Regions from separate parts of the Mus musculus genome. Here region 1 is linked to region 2. Evidence: chromatin loops called from intact Hi-C (ENCODE). Cell type or tissue: left cerebral cortex. All regions are shown on one strand.

Region 1 (2,500 bases), 340 kb before region 2:
GCGGGCAGGGGCAGGCAGAACTGGTGGAGGCACAGCTCAGCACTGGAGAGCTGTGTCCTCAGGCAGAAGAGCACTCCTGGATGGGTACCCATCCCTACATCTCCCTTAAAGGGAAATGTGCAGGTGACTTCCCCCTCCCCCACCACCCGCTTAAGTAGTGTTCTCTAGTGGTTGAATTTTCAACTTCATGTATTTGTGATTGATTGTCTTAGTGCTGAGTTCATTGATTCGAGGAACATTTGTTATGGTCTCGTTGCTTAATTTAAATATCATCCAAAATACCCTGGCCCAACTCTTTCGTCAGCTTGCCATTGGAAATAGGAAAAGTTTTAAAAGTTTATATTTGGTTTAGATTCTTTAGATAGAAGAATTTCCTCTTTTTATGTATGATAAAAACAGCCAAGCAAACACACAACTTTCTATTTCTTTCTCTGCTTTACAAGAAAGGGTTATAAGTCCTGCTCAGGAATGGATGGGACCTGCCTTACTGACAGCTTTAGGTTTGAGAGACAAGACATTGGTAACTCTCTTTGCCATAGACCCTCTTTTGCCTTAACTGTAGAGTCCTCACGAGGGAAAGGCACAGGGAACTCACTGCCACGAGCTCGTGTCCACCCACTGATGATTTTTCAGGAGCTCATTTAATGTCAGAATTTACCTGCCACTCTGCAAAGGCAAAGGAGAGAACTTCACTCCTAGGCTGGACTGTGCTTCCCATTCAATTTCAAATCGAATGTGTGGGAATCCCATTAAATCAGTAAAATATGTATAGTTTCACCTAGCCAAAATCTTAGAGGGTCCTGTGGGTGATGGCCTTGACAAGCGCTGTAGCAAATAAACAAACAAGGATGATACACAGCAGACCTGAACCCACCTACCCGCTCAGTTGAAGTTCTGTGGCAAAGGTGTAATTCCTTCTGCAGCTGCAGGGGTTCATCAGAGAGGGAGCACTAGAGGTCACTGTTGCGATGCGAAGCACACAAGCTCTTCCCTTGAGTTGGGCAGAGCTTCATGCTGGCCTAACCCAGTTTGTCTTCCCTATGCCTTGCCTGCACATCTTTTTGCAGTTTATTAATATGAATAATTGGGCTGTGAGCTGCGGATGTTTGTTTGCTCGCTTGCAATGTGGTACAGAGTGTCACCGGAAGATCCATATTAAAAGGCTTCCCTTCCTCGTTCATCTCAGCCAGGGAAAAAGTGAGCAGCTGAGATTTGAGGAGAAGCCAGTGCTCATGTCTGCTTAGCTCTGCCTGGGCCTCCCACGGGTGCCGTTTCAACCTTGGATCTGTATCCATCGGGGTTCGATTTCTCTATGAAGTCATTGGATAAATGTGGAGAGCCTAGAACTGAAGTGAACAAGAACACTTAAACATTAAACTTGGAATTCTTAGTTAGCAGACCTATTTAAGAGTTAACTTTTCTTCAAGTGTCCAAATTTATAATTCAATGGCTTCCGAAAATTAAGGTGACTTTTAGTTAATTTCTTATTGGCATTTTGACAATGTGACATGCAAACGTAGAACAAAAGATTTCATTTCCTAATTTTTACATTATTCCTCACTCTTTACATTTTGGAGGAGTCAAGGTTCACTTGTTGCTGGGTTGGGATAGAAAAATGTATGCTACCATGGTATCAGTTTTGGAAGACGGAGCAATGTATTATGAGTTTATGAACAGGGGTGCGCGTTAACCAAAGGGCAGGCAACTGGAATCAGCACAAGCATTTCAAAGTTGCCTTATGAGACTTCCCCAAACTCTCCTGAACCAGATTGTTTATTAATAAGAAGTGAATCAATCTCAAATCCCACAAGTAAAGTCGGGGGAACTGCATATAAGCAAAAGAAAATTAAAGACCTGCCTCTCAGGTGAATGTAAACACCTTTCTTCTTTATTTACAAGTGACTCACAAGGAGAAAAATCTGTCATCCACTGAGTTGGCCTTTGGGTAACAATAAGAACATTTGCCTAGGGGACTCTGTAAACCTGGGATTAGGTGAACTCTAATTTGAATATTAATTGATCTACTTAATCATCTGAGAAATTTGCATTAGAAAGATTCCATGCAAATACAGCCACCCTCTCTCCTCCCCACTCTTACATATGCATGGGGGTGCATGCACACACGTGCATGCACACACACACACACTTATGTGTAAGTACACATTACTAATTCATGTGCCAGTAACACTCTATGACTCTAGTTAGTACCTATATATTTAAAAAGAAATATATTGAGTGGGTTATATTCTTTGTTTCTGGTGTTCCATATGACATTTCAAAGTTGGAAACCAGCCCTAAGATTTTAGCCTATGTCCAGGTCGAGATAAGTTTGTTATTACATTGAGTCATCCTTCTGTGCAAACACAGTGGCAGGCATCCTTGCTCATGGGCTTGCTGTTTGAGAGGCTGTGCTCCTGCATCTCTCTGGTTTCTTCACTTCCTTCTAAGACAGAGGTACTAGAACAAGGGAAAGATGATTTATTTATTCTACACTTGTTCT
Region 2 (2,500 bases):
CAAGGTATGTTGTTGATGCTATTGAGAGAAGAGGAAGTCCCTGCTGGGGCAGGGAGAGGGCTGCTCTCACTATTTATTGAGGAATGATGATCTAAAGGGCAATGATCGGCTAGTACTGAAAACTAGTGATCCAGTAGTAAACACACAGCCAAAATCCTCTGCCGTGTTACATTTATGGATAACTTGTAGGCTACTATTTTCATCAGAGACCAAAATGCCTGATATAATAGCAAGGGAAGAGGGTGAGTTGTCTCAGATGGCATAGCTGTGGTTGCTTGGCTCTGTGCGCTTGGAAAGAACATCCTGGTGGCAGAAGTGTAGGGAGAAGGAGTGTTTTTTCTTTATTTCATGACAGACAGAAGTCATGCAGAGAGAGAAAGAGGAGAGGGAGAGAGGGGAGGGGAAAGGTGGGAGGGAGAGAGAGTTAGAGAGATGCCTTTCTCTCCTTTCTAATTCCACTAAGCCCTATCTTCCAAACATTCCACACTCTCCCAGTATAGCAGGTGCAGCTACAAACACAACCACACATGGGGGGTGGGGAGGGGTTGATTTTACATTAACTACAAAGCCAGTCAATAGATAAATAGATATATAGTTATCTTAGATAATGATAGTGTCCCAACTAAAGGCTTCAAACACAGACTGTGTTGCATGCCCACACATACACACACACCACCCCTACCACCACCATCACCACACACCACTGGTACATGAATTATAAATGCAATCTAAATTAAGTAGAGTGGAGAAACCAAGCTGACCTCTCTGGCTATGGATATCATATGACCAGCTTCTTCAAGCTCCTGCTACAGAGACTTCCCTACCATAATGGACTATGGGTTAAAATGTGAACTACTATAAACCTCTTATCTCTTAGGTCGTCTTTGTTGGAAAAAAATGTATCTCTGCACCAAGAAATAATAGTAAGATAGTGTTTCTTTTTTTTTTTTCTTTTGGTAGTGCACACCTTTCATAGCACTTGAAAGACAGAGGTAGGAAGAAATCTCTGTGAGTTTTGTTTTGGGCCAGCCTGTTCTACACAGTGATTTCTTGCTTGCTTGCTTGCTTATTTATTTATTTATTTTTATTAGGTATTTTCTTCATTTACATTTCCAATGCTATCCCAAAAGTCCCCCATACCCTCCCCCCCCACTCCCCTACTCACCCACTCCCACTTCTTGGCCCTGGTGTTCCCCTATACTGGGGCATATAAAGTTTGCAAGACCAATGGGCCTCTCTTTCCAATGATGGCCGACTAGGCCATCTTCTGATACATATGCAGCTAGAGCCACGAGCTCCGGGGGGGGGGGGTACTGGTTAGTTCATATTGTTTCTTTAACCTGAGGAGCTGGAGAGATAGCTCAGCAGTTAAAAGCACTTGCTACTTTTGCTAGGGTTCAGCTCCCAGCGGGAACATGACAGCTAACAAGGAGTCCTAACACCCTCTTCTGGCCTCTGTGTGCACTGCATGTGTGTGGTGCATAGACACACATGCAGGCAAAACACACTTAAGATATAAATAAATAAATAAATAAATAAATCTTTAAAAAATATAATTAGAAAATGTGTTTGGTTATGTTTAGAGGAAAAGAGATATTTCAAGCAGATACCCCGTCAATTTCATCTTTGTAAACTTACAAATGGAAATTTGGAGTCAATTACCTTAGACATTACATAAACCTTTACTTAATATGTTTTTAAAAATATTGTTGATACCTTTAGCTTCTTGGGTACTTTCTCTAGCTCCTTCATTGGGGGCCATGTGATCCATCCAATAGCCGACTGTGAGCATCCACTTCTATGTTTGCTAGGCCCAGGCATACTCTGACAAGAGACAGCTATATCAGGGTCCTTTCAGCATAATCTTGCTAGTGTATGCAATGGTGTCAGCATTTGGAAGCTGATTATGGGATGGATCCCCGGATATGGCAGTCTCTACACGGTCCATCTTTTTATCTCAGCTCCAAACTTTGTCTCTGTACCTCCTTCCAAGGGTGTTTTGTTCCCACTTCTAAGGAGGGGCATAGTGTCCACACTTCAGTCTTCATTTTTCTTGAGTTTCATGTGTTTAGGAAATTGTATCTTATATCTTGGATATCCTAGGTTTTGGGCTAATATCCACTTATCAGTGAGTACATATTGTGTGAGTTCCTTTGTGAATGTGTTACCTCACTCAGGATGATGTCCTCCAGGTCCATCCATTTGGCTAGGAATTTCATAAATTCATTCTTTTTAATAGCTGAGTAGTACTCCATTGTGTAGATGTACCACATTTTCTGTATCCATTCCTCTGTTGAGGGGCATCTGGGTTCTTTCCAGCTTGTGGCTATTATAAATAAGGCTGCTATGAACATAGTGGAGCAGGTGTCCTTCTTACTGGTTGGAACATCTTCTGGATATATGCACAGGAGAGGTATTTAGGGATCCACCGGTAGTACTATGTCCAATTTTCTGAGGAACCGCCAGACTGATTTCCAGAGTGGTTGTATAAGCTTGCAAT

The links. Peaks named below come from ENCODE experiments on the same cell type or tissue, not always from the same donor. Only the 100,000 strongest peaks of a DNase experiment are listed, where the experiment ranks them.
Region 1: a loop joins it to region 2, with 4 times the contacts of the local background. A loop is called at or near these places in 10 of 42 quality-filtered maps.

The regions. Positions count from the first base shown.
Region 1 is chr8:112,570,707-112,573,206 of GRCm38, forward strand. The region is part of intron 1 of Cntnap4 (contactin associated protein-like 4); the gene reads left to right. Among named protein-coding and RNA genes, the nearest start is that of Cntnap4, 1.9 kb to the left of the region's middle. In left cerebral cortex, a CTCF peak has its summit at 950 (motif pointing right); DNase peaks (open chromatin) are centred at 530 and 976; H3K4me3 peaks cover 1,466 bases; H3K27ac peaks cover 327 bases.
Region 2 is chr8:112,908,290-112,910,789 of GRCm38, forward strand. All of the region lies in intron 1 of Gm45904 (a long non-coding RNA gene), which reads right to left. Among named protein-coding and RNA genes, the nearest start is that of Gm45904, 13 kb to the right of the region's middle. In left cerebral cortex, a CTCF peak has its summit at 1,471 (motif pointing left); a DNase peak (open chromatin) is centred at 1,439.